Regions from separate parts of the Homo sapiens genome. Here region 1 is linked to region 2. The links are chromatin loops, found by intact Hi-C in ENCODE. Cell type or tissue: GM12878. All regions are shown on one strand.

The links. Hi-C counts contacts between places; a loop is a spot of excess contacts. Peaks named below come from ENCODE experiments on the same cell type or tissue, not always from the same donor. Only the 100,000 strongest peaks of a DNase experiment are listed, where the experiment ranks them.
Region 1: a loop joins it to region 2, with 2.7 times the contacts of the local background. A loop is called at or near these places in 2 of 110 quality-filtered maps.

The regions. Positions count from the first base shown.
Region 1 is chr2:195,848,163-195,856,162 of GRCh38, reverse strand. It overlaps DNAH7 (dynein axonemal heavy chain 7), which reads left to right. Exons shown (of 65, transcript NM_018897.3): 45 at 172-352; 46 at 2,635-2,820. Among named protein-coding and RNA genes, the nearest start is that of SLC39A10, 190 kb to the right of the region's middle. In GM12878, no CTCF peak of the experiment used is centred here; no DNase peak of the experiment used is centred here.
Region 2 is chr2:196,064,761-196,072,760 of GRCh38, reverse strand. DNAH7 (dynein axonemal heavy chain 7) reads left to right here and starts at 3,924. Exons shown (of 65, transcript NM_018897.3): 1 at 3,924-4,064. The coding sequence starts at 4,050. RefSeq lists enhancers at 4,013-4,102, 4,583-4,632. In GM12878, CTCF peaks have their summits at 4,312 (motif pointing right) and 5,757 (motif pointing right); a DNase peak (open chromatin) is centred at 4,290; H3K4me3 peaks cover 1,500 bases; H3K27ac peaks cover 511 bases.

The DNA.
Region 1 (8,000 bases), 220 kb after region 2:
ATCAAGTTTGGATGATTGTTAGATGAAACAGGAAATATGGAAATCGGTTTAGATTTTTGCATAAAGAAGTGTTTTCAGTTATAGTAAGGGTATTAGAAAAGTAAATTCAGTGATAGAAAGTGTACTGGAATATTAAATGAATATTTAATTTTTCAATTTTACTTTTTGCAGAGTGGCAAAAATAGTAGCTCCCAAAAAGATAAAACTGGCTGCAGCTGAAGGGGAGCTTAAAATTGCCATGGATGGTCTTAGAAAGAAGCAGGCAGCCCTTAAGGAAGTTCAGGACAAGCTGGCCAGGCTTCAAGACACACTTGAATTAAATAAACAAAAGAAGGCTGACCTGGAAAACCAGGTGTGTGCTGATATAGAAAAAGATGGACAAATTCTCAGTTATCGTAACTAAGAATGATGTTCGTACTAGCACATAACACACCAGTCCTGTTTCCTTCCTGGTCAGGGATTGGCAAACTATGACCCGCAGGCCACATCTGCCCATCGCCTGTTTTCGTGTGGCCCAAGAGCTAATAATGGTTTTGACATTTTAAAATAATTACATATTAATGGCCATATAAATACCCATGAAATATGTAAATATCCTCAGTTTTGCTGCTTGGCTCACAAAGACTAAAATATTTATTCTCTGGGCCTTTCCAAAAAAAAAAAATGTCAGTCTGTCTGCCTTAGATTACTAGAATATAATATTGAGCTAGATTATTTAATCATTTTTCACTTTGCAAGTAAGGAAATTGAGAACCAAAATGTTAAGTGACGTAGGTTGTATGGCAGAGCTGAAATTAGAACTCAATACTCAGAACCACACAGTATCTACTAAAAATATTTTCAAGACTAAAAATACTACTCTAACTTAATTAGTGATACCATTTGGAAAAATTAACTGCTAAAGTCTGATTATGGGCCAGAAGAAATTCATAATATTTTATAACAGTCAACATTTATTGAATGCTTATTATGTACAAAGGCCGGTTGTTCTAAGAACATTACATATTATACTATTTATTCTCACAATAACCTTTTGAGGGAAGTAATGATTTTGTACCATTTTGAAGAAACTAAAGAACAGAAAGATCAAGCAACTTGTCCATCGTCAACCCAGTTTCTGAGCATCAAGTCTGAGACCTGAACCCAGGCAGCCTGATTCCAATAGCTGTACTCTTTCCAGGACACCAGACTGCCTCTTTCTATAGTAACTATCCTGTATTCTGTATTTGCACAAATGTAAGACATTGTGCTAATCTTTAGAAGTGTAACATATTATGGCATGATTTTTGAATGATCAGTTTTAGTTTAAATAATATAACCAACAAATGGTTATGCAGTTGCTCTCTTTAAACATTTTTCAACTCTCCTATATGTTTGAAAATTTTATTTTTTATGATAAAATATTAGAAAATTATGGTAATATAAAATGAACATATGCATATATGTGTATTACAAATGTGCTTTTGGAGGTAAAATTTTAGCCAAAATATTTTTACTTAGTAGTTTCTGATGGCAACTTTGCCATAGTCCAAGACCTGATTCAGTTTATCATAAACATTGTTGAAAGAAGAATAGGTGAGGAAAGAAACTAGAAAGACAAAAGATATTTAAAGAGGGAACATTAAAAGGGAAAAAAATTAAATTTAGGAAGTATCACAAATACTGCAATTACATACCATTTGCTTTTTTCAAATCTATCTTTAGATAAATTGATACAGAATTATACATCTTTTAATCTAAAATCATTGACTTGATATACATGCTAATAACATTAGTAAAAAGCACAAGCCAAATTCCTATTCCAAAATAACCTAAATGTCTTCGTTTTTGTTGATTGTTGAATTTATCTTTTCATGTAATTATTTTTGAACATCAAGATAAGCTTTATTTAATCTCATCTTCTTCCAAGAATAATGATGTTAAGGTACTTAAAAATTTAATCAAAATAATTCACATATTCTGCTGGAATATTGCTATTGTGTGAACTGAAATAACTTTTCACCAAGTTTGCCACCTTTGTAATTATCTCTCTTTTGTTATCATATTGCTTAATTACATATAATCACATTTGGTTGACAGTCTTATGCACCAAATAGGCTCTCAGCTATTGATTGGTGTCCTAATTTAAGCTGAATTGCAAGTGCCTGAGTAGTTTGACACAATTTAACAACCTGAAAATTGTGCTTTGTAAATAATCATAAATTATTAAAACCTTTAAACACTTAACCTTTAAGGCCATGATATAAGTTAAATGAGGGGAAAATGTTTGTAGAATATTTAAAACAAAATGCATCTAGATTATTTAAAATGGAGGGAAAATATCTATATTTGCAGAAGAATGTCCTTTATTAATTAACTTTCAGTGTCTTGTACTGTATGTCATTTCCTAAATACAGCTGTTCTTTGTATTATATGGTAAATATTCATTCATTATTAATTTCATGAATTATATTAGACACTTTATATTTACAAATTCTAAAATATCATGGACTTTCCTATATCATAGTGATATAGGAAATCCCAGGCAGAAGTCTGTCATTAAAAATAATAATTCACTTCTGAGGGTAAAATCTTGCAGAATTTTAAACTTCTTATACTTGTAAATGTTGATAAAAGCTCACTTTTATTTTCGAGGTTGACCTTTGCAGCAAAAAACTAGAACGAGCTGAACAGTTGATTGGAGGCCTTGGAGGTGAGAAAACTCGATGGAGCCACACAGCTCTGGAGCTAGGTCAGCTGTACATCAACTTGACTGGGGATATCCTCATTTCCTCCGGAGTGGTTGCTTACCTCGGAGCCTTCACATCCACCTATAGACAGGTAAGGGACACTATTCCATCTCTTCCTGACCCTCTGCCCATCACAGCCAATATAACCCTTCAAGGTTTTGTTTTACTTTGGTTTCAGTTTTTTGTTAAGTACAAGGAGGAAGGTATTTTTGCATGATTTCTGCTTGTGTATTTTAATTATTCTGTAAATTAGCTGGTTAGCCAAAAGATGCATATAATATACTCTTCAAAAATCTAATTGTTTTAAAAACAAAAATATCTACTTTAAAATGTAATGTGAAAATGGGGAGTCTCTGAACCTATTCTAGTTTGGGGCTGCCTGATTAAAAATAAAATTTTTTTTAAAAAGTAATGGGAAAATGGTAGCCTCTACTGATAACATCTCAGTTCCTAAGCAAGTACTGTAAAAAGGTATCAGAACTCTGTCTCTCTCTCTCTCTCTCTCTCTCTCTCTCTCTGTGTGTGTGTGTGTGTGTGTGTGTACTTCATCAGCTGTTTCCTATCAGTCTCAATAACAAGCCATTTCAAAATCATTTCAGGGAATGAAACTTGAAGGGAGGAAAAGGTGAGCCTGCCTAAAACCCTGTTGATAAGTGGCTTTGTTCCTTAGAAAACAAACCCCACGTTCCCTGCCTTGCCTCCCACCTCTCTGACTGATTCTGCCTCTTTCTTCTCCCTGGCGGAACATCTAACCCTAGGAGTTAATCCTAATTATTCTTCCTGCCTTTCTCTTCCACTTTTTAGTTTTTACTGAATGAGAGACCCAACATACTATTCAGCTCTTTTTAGAAAAATGGAACTGGAATCCAACCTGGGTCATGGCCCTATCAAAGCAGGCAAAGAGATTTAGAAAAATTAAGATAACTAAAAGAAAAAATGGGAGGGATGATAATGAGAATAAAAGAAGGGAGGAATTCAGAACATTTGGCAATAGTTTTTGGTGTCAAATGAGAAAGAGTACATGTTACATCCCCTTTGTATAGGGCTTTATAATTTCACTGAGCATTGGCTTACACGTGGTCTCAATTGAGCCTCATTTAATTTCAGAACTATCTCCTAAGGAGGGTTGACTCTTGGTGGTGGTGTTTTTCTTTTTTTGTTTGTTTGTTTGTTTTTGAGAAGGAGCCTCCCTCTGTCGCCCAGACTGGAGTGCAGTGGTGCGATCTCGGCTCTCTGCAAGCTCCACCTCCTGGGTTCACGCGATTCTCCTGCCTCAGCCTCCCAAGTAGCTGGGACTACAGGTGCCCGCCACCACGCCTGGCTAATTTTTTGTATTTTTAGTAGAGACGGGGTTTCACCATGTTAGCCAGGATGGTCTCAATCTCCTGACCTTATGATCTGCCCACCTTGCCCTCCCAAAGTGCCGGGATTACAGGCGTGAGCCACCGTGCCCTGCCAGTGGTGTTGTTTTTAACTAAATGTTTAAAATCCTCACCTAGTGGGTGCTTCTGTCTTTAGCACTCAGTGGTTACCTGCATCCTAATTTAGCACTCTTCCTACTCTCCTACATTGACATTTTGAACAATAAAAGGAGTAGCTTCAGCCACCCTTACCTTTCCCTGCTGGTTCAGAGCACATCACTAGGTGTCTGCACTGGCTCCTGTCTAGCATTCCAGAGCTCAGCAGAAAGTGTATTAGCACTACCCAGTGCACTAGCAGAATCCACTTTACCCAGTGCTTGGAGAGCTAGATGTACCATCCTCCCAACCAGGCCCTCTCTGACAGACTCAGTCCAAGGGACTGCCTCTTCTGACTTTGCCATCATCACCTAGCTACTATCAGAATGGGGGGCTGCTAGTCAGACCACCACACAAATGCTTCAAGGGTGCCTTAAGCATGTGAACTGAGACTTGGAAATTTACTGACAGACACAAAGCCACATTCAACTTAGACACAAGACATGCCAAAGCTCAGAGTGCCTTCTGTGAACTCATTCACTGTCTGAACCCTTGATTCAAGTAGTCACTTCATCCCATGCCACCTCATCTCTGTGAAGGCTTGAAGGCAATTTTATTCCTTCCTTGCTTCGCTAGATCAACCTGAATTTTTACTTTCCTTAACAAATCTCTCATGTCACTCTCATGTCACAGGAAGGAATTCCTGTGGATTAATTCTGAGTCCCACTTTGTCATCTTCACTCTTTTATCTGTTTCTCTCAGGTCAAAACAGCGAGCAGTTTATTTCCCATCAAAACTGTCTCATTCAATTCTCAGCGTAAGGGTTGGATGGCAAACATCAGGGCTCTGACCAGAGCCCTTCCTGGCTTCTGTGTGCTTTCACACCCAACGACTAGCACCTGTGGCTCTTTCTGTCAGACTTCCCTTGGGTTCCTAGAACCCACTTTACCCAGTGTTTGGAGAGCAAGAAGTGCCTGGGAATGTACTTCCCTCTTGAGCAGTCCTTAATGAATAATTGAAGGGAGCATGGGAGTCTCTCTCCCTTCCCCCTGGTTGGGACAGCTCCAAGGAATAGCTTACACTATGGAGGCTCCCTGTGGCATCTAACGAGGCCACCTGCTGCAGAACTTAGGCTGGTCCCTCACCCTTTATTGGCTTCTACTCCTCCTTGTCCTGCTTCCCCCTGCATCCTTTCCTCAGCATGTCCCCTCACATGAATCTTCATCCCACAGTCTGCTTCAGGGAACCCAAACTAAGAGACCTTACAACATTTGGTGCTTTTCTGACATCAAAGGGTTTCAAGTCTCTGGATATCAAGGGCCCTCAATAAATAGCTGCATTTCCCCTCCAAGCTTGAATCTGAGTAGTCGTCAATTATTTATCAACTCTTTTATAGATTCCTGGCACTTTTCATAAATAAAACATAGGAAAATCCAATTCTTCCAGGGTAACTGGGCCCACAGCTCTCAACTGCAATGCCTGTGCCATTTTCCAAAACAGAATCCTACAGTGCTATTATGAATATACAAGCCCTGGATTTGAATTAATTTGAACCTTCTAATTGACCTTTATCTGCCAATAACCAAAGTAGAAACTGTTTTAATGGTGTTGGGTATTTTCACCAAGATGACACTCTTAATGGCCAGTTTTCCACTTCTACCATCTCTCTCTCTCTCCCCTTTTTTTTTTTTCATGACCTTATGCCAGCAAATCCACCATCTAGCTCATCACCTGATTACCAGCCAAGGCCATTGGCTTGAATTTTGAGATGCTTGTTCGGAGTCCTCCATGCTCATTTTGGTTATTCTCTGATATTACACCCTTATAGACATGTAATTAGGCCTCTTAAATTGCTAATCCAGAGTTCATCTGTGGTAACATACTATACCTGTCAACTCTAAGCTGAGCATTCTGCAGAAACTATTGCTTCTATTTTCTCTACTTCTTCCCTATGTCATAGGCTAGCATGCCTACTCCAGCTTCAAGCTAGATCCAAGAAAGCTTGCAGACCTCTCCAAAATGTCTGTAGGCCAACCTACAGCCTGAAAACAAATGGAACAAAACATGCCAGTAGTGCTGGGTGAGGTGGCTCACACCCGTAATCCCAGAATGTTGGGAGGCTGAGGTGTGCCGATTGCTTGAGCTCAGGAGTTTGAGACCAGCCTAGGGAACATAGTACAACCCTGTCTCTACAAAAAATACAAAAAATTATCCGGGCATGGTGGTGTGTGCCTGTAGTCCCAGTCCTGCTTGGAGGCTGAGGTGGGTGGATTGCTTGAGCCCAGGAGGCAGAGGTTGCAGTGAGCAAGATCATGCCACTGCACTCCAGCCTGGGTGACAGAGTTAAGATTCCGTCTCAAAAAAATAATAATTAAAAAATTAAAAATAAAACATGCCAGAAGCAACTGTGTATAGAAGTCAAACTGGAAATGCTATCTGTCCCTCCTCCCTACGTAGCAATACCATCTGTTCCTCATATCAACAACCAAATAAAACAAAATAGCCAGATGATATTTATTAAGTACTTATGCTAGGGAGAATTTTGGCCCCTATGATCTTCACCTCCAAGTGTTGTATCTGTAACTATGCCACGTTACATGGCAAAGGGACTTTGCAGATGGAATTATGGTTGCTAGTCAACTGAGCTTAAAGTAGGAAGATTATCTTTGGCTATCTTGGACTTCACTGTAAGATAAAGCTGAAATGTCTTTTTTGAGCAAGAGTAAGGAAGTACCCAGAGAAAGATGGGGCCATGTCAAAAGGACACAGAATTTAGCTTAAGGGTATTCCCACTGGCCAAACTTGGACAATTTCAGCATCGCAATAAATAGTGACAGTAACATAACTCATTGGATAAAATATGAAAAAGATGAATCTATGCTGACATAAATTAGTAATAAAAAAATTGAATGTTTGAAAAAAACAGGACATTTTCATGGTTACAAAGTATCTCCCCGCAGAATGCTTATTACCTGCAAAGGGAATGGGGAAAAGAGCAATTTAACAGTGGGGAAGTTATAATATAATATTTCACAAGTGCTGTCTTAACCATTTTAAATAACAGTTAAAAACGCAGAATTCTTTCTTGTAAGTAGTTTGCTAAGCCCTCACCCCAACCATTTTCTTTACTAGGCTGGAACACTCCCGGGTTACAATAGATAGCTTCCAGAGGCCCCCAGATACCAGGGACAGCCCCTTCTTCCTTGCAACCACAGAATGATTCAAAATACCCAACCCCCAGGAAACATGTGAAACCCAGCTAATTCCATCCCATTTACCATATATAAACTGCCTCCCACAGCTCTAGCTTGATGCTACACTGTCTCCTGACAACACCTGTGTGGCCCTGTGTGCAGCCTTCTCCATTTGGAGCTATAACTAACAGAGTTCTGCCTTTCATTTATCTGAGTGTCTTTGCGTTGCATCCCACCATCTGAAGAATCTATAATCACACATAAGCTCATATAATTATGACACAGAAGCCTGGCAGACAACACTTTAATCAAGTGATAAAAATTAGTGTCATCAGTAAATGAACATCAAAGTGTCATCAGAAATGAAATTGTGTGCCATCTGATGGATGCAATGAGAAGAGCACATGATTTCTGTGACATTTCTGCCAAAGATGCATAACCTGGCATGGTGCCAGGAATCATGATGGAACACCATACAGACCCAGTTGTGGGGCTTCTGCATAATGTTAACAGGCTTATCAAGGTCATGAATGTCATCAATTCCCCCAAAACTGTGATGCCCTTTCTTGTGCAAACCTCAAGGAATGTTGGTCCAGCCTACTCAGCAGGAGCCTGAGGGA
Region 2 (8,000 bases):
TCAGAGGCTTCAACTTCAGCTGAGCTTTTCCTCTATTTCTTTAATCACTTTTGTTCTCTCTCCATTTCTGCCACATAGTCATTGAAACTTCTTCCTCCTCAAATTTTTGACCATCCCCTGCCTCCTACCTTTCTTCTCGTTCTTGAAAGGTGATTTTGCTTTCTATACCACAGAAAAAATAAAATTCATTTTTTTTGGGGGGGGATGTCCCCAACTACACACAAGCAAGCTTTAAACACCCACATTTCCACTCATCCTTCCTTCTTCTTCCTTTTACAAGGCGTGCTTATAAGATCTCTCCATCTGAAATTAATCCTATCTCCTTTTACTTTTTCCTCTATCTTCATCTTCTCCTTTCCTATTTGCATTTAAACACAAACAAAACTTTCCTATTTGAAAAAATATAGTGCCTCTCTCCCTGAATCCATTCAGTCCCCAGTCTATCTCTCTTATTCATAACCTAAACTTTCTGAAGATTGTCTATTCTGGCAGTCTCCCTCCTTTCACTCTTCAGCCTCTGGAATCTGGCCCCAAATCCTCCCACTGCATTGTACTGAAACTCCTTTGCCATGTTCACCAATGACTTCCTTGGCACTCTATCCAATGGATACTTTTAAATCCTTAGATTACATATTGTCAGAAGCTTTTGATACTGTTCTCTATATTCTTTTTCCTGAAATATTGTTTTTCTTTGTTTCTATGATTCTATATTCTGAGTTCCCTGTTATATCTAGCTACTTTTTCTCGATTTTCTTTGCAGGATCCCCCTCTATCCAATTCATAAAGATTGGTAGTGTTTAGGTTTTAGTTTTTTCTTTACTAGGTTCCTTTCCGTTCTGTCCCTACATACTCCTTGAACCATTTCATGTATGCTCATGGATTCAGATGTCATTTATATGTAAGCCTCAGATCCATGTCCTTAGCCCAGGAATTATCTTCTGAGCTCTGACCAATATGTGCAGTGTCTACCAGCCACATACACACTTCCATGTCCTATAGATATCTCACACTCAATCTGCCCAATGCTGGACTTATCACTTTCTCTGTAAAGCCTGTTTATTCTCCTCCTTTTTCTTACTCAGTGAACGATACCACCATCCATTCAGGTATCCAAAGCAGTAAAATGATCCTCAACCTTTTACCTTTAAACATCCACATCTTAAGTCATCTCCCACATATCTCTTGAATGTGTCCACTCCATTCCTACTGTCATTGGCTCAGTTCCAGCCATCCTCATCCCTCACTGTACTCTTGTAATAGTCTTCTAACAGGTTTCTCTGTTACTGCCAGTCCCACCTACCTACTATCCCTCTACCATGCTGAAATTAGGGTGATTTCTGTAAAATGGGAATATGATCTTGTCATTTTTCCTTCTTTATTTTTTGGTTTCAGTTTTCCTCCTCTTACTTTAAGGATATTTAAAACAAATTTCTAAAATTATGGTAAAACATATATAACATAAAATTTATCATTCTAACCATTGTCAAGTGTACGATTCAGTGGCATGAAGTCCATTCACATTGTGGTGCAACCATCACCATCGTTCGTCTTCAAATTTTTTTTCATCTTGCATAATTGAAACTCTGTACCCATTAAACATTAATTCCTCATTCCCTTTCTTGGCCCTCCCTCTCCCAGTCCCTGGCAACCACCATTCTAATTTCTTTCTATATACATTTGGTTACTCTATGTATTTCAGATGAGTGGAATCATACAGTATTTCTTTCTTTTGTGACTGGCTAATTTCAGTTATAATGTCTTCAAGGTTTATCCATGTTGCAGCAGATGTAGCAATGTATCAGAATTTCCTTCCTTTTTAAAAGGCTGAATGTATATGCTACATTTTGTTTATGCATTTGTCTATCAAGGGACATTTGGGTTGCTTCACCTTTTGACTATTGTGAATAATGCTGCTATAAATATGAGCATATATATACATATATGTATATATATATGTATGTATGTTTGTGTCCCAGCTTTCACTTCTTTAGGTTTGTACCAGAAGTGGAATTGTTGGATCATAATATATTTCTATTTTAATTTTTGGAGGAACTGCCATACTGTTTTCCATACCAGCTGCACCATTTTACATTCCCACCAGTGGTGCACAAGAGTTCCAATTTCTCTACATCCTCATTAACACTTGTTAATATTCTGTACATTAATCCCTCATCAGATTTGCAAATATCTCCTTCCATTCTGTGGACTTTTTTTTTTTTTTTTTTGAGACGGAGTATCACTGTGTCGCCCAGGCTGGAGTGCAGTGGTGTGATGTCGGCTCACTGCAACCTCCGCCTCCTGGGTTCATGCCATTCTCCTGCCTCAGCCTCCCGAGTAGTTGGGACTACAGGTGCCCACCACCACACCCGGCTAATTTTCTGTGTGTGTTTTTAGTAGAGACAGGGTTTCACCATGTTAGGCGGGATGGTCTCGATCTCCTGACCTCGTGATCTGCCTGCCTCGGCCTCCCAAAGTGCTGGGATTACAAGCGTAAGCCAACACACCCGGCCTGTGTGGATTGTCTTTTTACTGATGAGAGTATTCTTTGATGCACAAAGGTTTTTTATTCTGATGCAGCCGAATTGTCTATTTTTTCCTTGTCGTTTTGGTGTCATGTCCAAGAAATCACTGCCAAATCCAATGTCGTGAAGCGATTCTTCTAAGTTTTCTTCTAAGAGTTTTATAGTTTAAGACCTTACAGTTACATCTTTGATCAATTTTGAGATAATTTTGTATATGATGTTTTTAGGTAAAGGTCCAACTGCATTTTTTTCCGCATATGGACATTTAGTTTCCCCAGCATCATTTGTTGAAAATAAATTGTTAAGGTCACTATAGTCTTGTAGTAAGTTCTGAAATCAAGAAGTGTGAGTACTCCAACTTTGTTCTTTAATTTCAAGATTGTTTTGGCTATTTATGACCCCTTGGGGTTCCTTGTTAATTTCAGGATGGAATTCTGCCATTTCTTAGCATAAAACTTTTCAGTGGAGGTCAGTTGCTTTTGACATCCAAACTCCTGCCCTTTTATAGGGTCCTTTAAGATATATCACCTGCTTATCACCTCAGCTTCTTCTCTAGACTGGCTCCAATCCCCTTTATCCAAACCTACTCATCGACCTCTCAGAACCATTTTCACTGCTTCCAATAGCTATGCTCTCTTGTCTCAGGCCTTTGTATGTGACCTGCTTTTTGCCCGGCATTCTTTGCCTGGCATTTCTTCTTCCTTCACATTTCAGCTTCCACATCCCTTCCATGCCCTCCATGAGAAAATTAGTTGGTGCTTTATGTTCTCACTGAGGACTGCCATTCTTAGCACCGTCTCCACTACACGGTAAGTGCTTGGCTTGGACACCCCCCAGCCTGTGGCGAATGGATGTCTTGGTCACATTTGTGCTTAGCACACCACTTTTCATGTAGTAAACCATCTGTGAATGTTGGTTTCAAGAATTGTTGGAAGGTTCCTTTACTGGTATTCTTCCAAAGGATAGTTTTCTGGAGTGTGGGAAGAGTCAACAGCACAGGGGTTGGAAGCACATGAATAATGAAAGGTGTTTACTGGATCCTGCCTCGCATTACTCCACTCGCCCACATTAGCAATGAAATCTGTAATCATTTCATTCCAGTGTTTCTCCGAGACCTCTGAGGGGTTAAGGCAGCAGTCCTGGGCATCCGGCTTATTTAGAAGGAGGGTGCGGAAGTGTGAGGATCTACTTCAGTAATCAGAGGATATTGGAGGAGACCCACCCAGTGTCTTTGGTTATTCAACGCACACCTTAGACCTCACAACACTGGCAGCAGCGCCCCAGAAAGCTCCTCTTGCGGGACCGCGCGCCAGCTTCCGGGTCCAGCCCCAGAAGGAACAGATGACCGGAAATGGAACCTGCGCGGGCCCGTTGCTTAGCAACAAACGCTGCCCGGACGCTAGACGGCTCTGGTGCGGAGGGAGCTGAGACCGCTGCAAGTCCCGGGGCCCTGCCTCTATCGTCCTAGGGGTTCCGCGGGCAGGAGCAACCCAGAAGCACCGGTGAGGCCAGCGCGTCCTCGCAGCCATGAGCAGTGAGCAGGTGAGAGGGCTGCTCTTTGCCAGGCTCGCCGCCGCCGCGACGCTTCCCAGGCGTTTCGGAAGTGGTGGAAGCCCCTCCTGCCTAGCGAACTCCCCAGCTGTGACTCCGCGGTGTACAGCTTCCTTCACCCCACTTGTGGCCTGGGTTACTGAGCGCTTTCCGTGAATGCCCTTATAAGTTCCCTTCCCAGCTGTTTGCCCTTGGTCGTCATAACAACCAAACCTAGCCGCCTAGCGGCGCGCCAGCAGGGGGAGCCACAGCCCAGAGCACCCCCAGAGTGCTAATGGCGGTGTGCTTGGGTGAGAGGCGGCTCTGCGAGGAGTTGCAGCGGGTTTGGGTTCTAAGGTGGGAATCGAAGCCAACTCCTAGCCATGTGACTTTGGACAAATCTCTTAGTCTTTGTAAGCCTTAGTTCTCCCACCTCTTATGCAGAGCGGGGGAAACATCAGAACAACTTTTCTTCTTTTTGAGGTTGTTGTCAATTTCAAATTAGATACCATGCCATACCATAACTATACAATATTATACTATACATGAAAGGCCTTGGTAAGTGACATATGGCACTTCTTAAGATGATATTCCATGGTATGTGATAAAAGATGCACTTTGCAATAGCTGCTTTTCTTTCTCTTTTTTTCTCGTTTTTTTCCTTTCTGTCTTTCTCTCCTTTTTCTTCTAAGAATTCTTTCTTTATTGAACTTAAGAGCAACTAACAGAAAGGCAGAACAATGGTCAGTCGTCTTAATATCAGCACAGAATGGGAAGATATTAAACGTGGTCATTATTCTGGCTAGCTAGAAAATAACTCTAGCTTTCTACGTAGTGATGAATAAGGAAAAGGACTCTATAAACCTCCTGGAAGAAAAACAGTTGTTTTTAAGCCTGCAAATTTCATTTAGCTTTTAAACAATATTAAACGGTAATTATTTCTTTTTTATTGCTTTATAATGCTTTTTTCGGTAGTGTTAGAATTTATTGTGGAAACAGTATTAAAACGGATTTAGTCTCCTATCCATTGAGTTGTACATTACTAACAGAACTATGTGAAGATCCTGATTGGTTAGTTCATCAAATAAGTAATTAATACCTGAAATGCTCAAGAAAATTTGGTTTGAACCTTTTTAAAAAAATAAGTATAATTTAAGAACTAAGAAATGGACACTGATTCATATGCTAAAGTATAATTAGTATTGGTATTAATAATAAAAGAGTAAATGACAAGCAAAAAACAAAAAGTTCAGATACAAGTAACCAAAAACACTGAGCAATTGTTTAATAGATCTTACTAGTTTTTTTCTACATGATATTAATGTAATCAGATTTAAAAAATAACATTTGTTACTGTCACCATTATTATATATTGAGCAGCTTCTTTGCTTGTTGCCCAAGTTAGTCTTCGGCCAGATCTTGAACCATATCCTACGTTGTTAGAGTTTAAAATACACTTTTACCACATTTCCAATGGTATTTCTCAATAGCTGTTTTTCACAATTCCCCTAACTTACCCATCTACAACTAAAAAGTATCCACAAAAAACCCACCAGCCGTTAAGTTCTAAATTTTGCTTCATCTTTATAAAAGTGATGTTGGGAAATGACACCCTAGTCTCTCACTCCCCCTCCAGAAAGGTTGTGATTTATTGAAGAGGCAGCGGGATCTTAAAAGAATGGACATGATTTCCATTTTCCACTTACTATTTTTGAACAGCAGAGGGCCCTCTATCACTGTTTTGGTTGATTTGTAATTTAAAAACTAATCTTGAGAATTTCATTTATGCTAATTTAGAGTGTAGCTTTCCTTTGGAAGGATGAAAGTTTTTATGTTTTAACCTAAAACAAACAGAATGGATTAAACTTCTGGAAATGCCATTTTTTATGTGACATTTACTTGTATATTCATTCAGTTTGAGAAAGTGAGCAGGTGGTAAAATCGTATTTGCTGAAGGAGATTTTAACATATTCATCTCATTAGTGGAAGGTTGAGAGTGACATGGAATTTTTCAGGAATAGCAGTCTGGGCTTTTCTCTTAAATTAGGCATTTAGAAGAAATGTAAATCTTTTGCAATTGCTCATTTCATTTTTAAAATGAGTTAAAACTTTAAAAGGCATTTTTAGTATCAGTTGAAAAACTTTGAGAGGTTTAAAGGCACAAATATCCGAAGACCAGGAAGCTCCCCACAGATATACTACAGATTGTGGGCAGAGAAGAGGAAAAAGCTGTCAGTCTTTTTCTACCCCAGCACTTTTTCTAGTTATGGAATCAAGTAATTTGTGTTTATATGATGTGATGCTCATTCCATTTTCCTTCATCATGTTTTTGAAATGTCATTGCTTAAAAAGGGGAAAGAATGAAAAAAGTTGGATATGAGACCAACAGCATGGTGATAACTTTAACAACCAGAACTCAAACGTGTGACAACTGACAACTATATTTAAATCAGTACTATGAAATTTTGAGAGGTTATTGTTGATTTAACCAGACACATTTATAGATTCTAGTCATTTGATCAGGAGGGTTAATACTTGGGCTATCCCAGGTTTATGACATCTCTTCCAGCAGTCAAGTAGGTGAAAATCAGTGAAGTAAAAACAAAATGCAAAGCCAGGCTATTTAAGGAAGACCCAGACTCCTTAGCAATTTTAATTTTAGAATGTAAAATTATATTAGTCAGGATCCCAACAGAAAACAGATGGCATACTCAAAAGGACTTAACTGAAGAACATTTATAAAAAGACCATTTGTAGAGGTGTTGGTAAGGTTAAAAACTAATCTTGAGAATTTCATTTATGCTAATTTAGAGTGTAGTTTTCCTTTGGAAGCATGAAAGGTAAGGTTAAGAGAACCACGAGGGATGAAGAGACACTCAAGGATTAACAGCAGTAGGACAGTAGGATGCCATTACCATGGCTAGGCCTGATGGGTCATTGAAACTGAACATTATTCTCAGACCCTGATGAGTGCTAGACGCTTGGAATGGTAGCTTCCTGACAGGAGCTGAGGTCTGGAAGAATTCAGCCACTATCAGAACAACAGGGAACAGGGAAGACTAGGAAACAAATATCCTAAACTTTCTGCCCTCCTGCTCTTCAGTCTCCTCCTGGTGCCTTTTTTGGATAATTCCTATTAGAAGTCAGAGAACTGAAGGCACAGATGATGTCCATCTGTAGAATTCAGCCTCCCAGGCACAGAGCAGGAAGAAGAGGGTAAAGAATTGATCTGAGGCAGAGCACAACCATCACAGACATTATTATAAATGGATGCAATCTTCATAGTTCCCTGTCCATAAATCAGTTGGATTAACAGTTGTTGAGTTCCTATGATGAATTTTTCATTTAAAATATTTATACCTAAGAATAAGTCTAAAAAAGACATATGACACCCTTATGAAGACTACTACAAAATGTTTCTGAAGGATATGCTCCCAGAATCTGAATAAGTAAAGAAATACATTGTGTTCAAAAGAGAGAAGAGTCAGTATTCAATGTGTTTCTATCATTGTCCTAAAAAATTTCATGCAGTGTAGATCCTAAATTTCACATGGTAGAAAAAAGGTCAAGATTGTTTACGATAATTTTTAAGAAAGGTAAAGTGGAGGGAATTGCCCTACAGATATCAAGACCTATCAGGAATCATAGTAAATTAGGCAATATAATACAAATTTTTTTATGGATAATAAACCAATGGAATTAAAGGGACAAAACAGAGATGCACATATATATTTATGTTACATATACACACATATGTATGTATATATGAGATACATGCCTAAGAACTGTGTGTGTTTATACTAAAATACATGCCCAAGGAGTTCGCTGAGACATCTTTTGTAATAGAGAAACATTGGAAATAAGTTAAATGTTCATTCGCTAGAGAATGGAATGGATACATTGTACTATGCTCACAGAGTACTATACAGCTGTGAAAATCATTGAGAA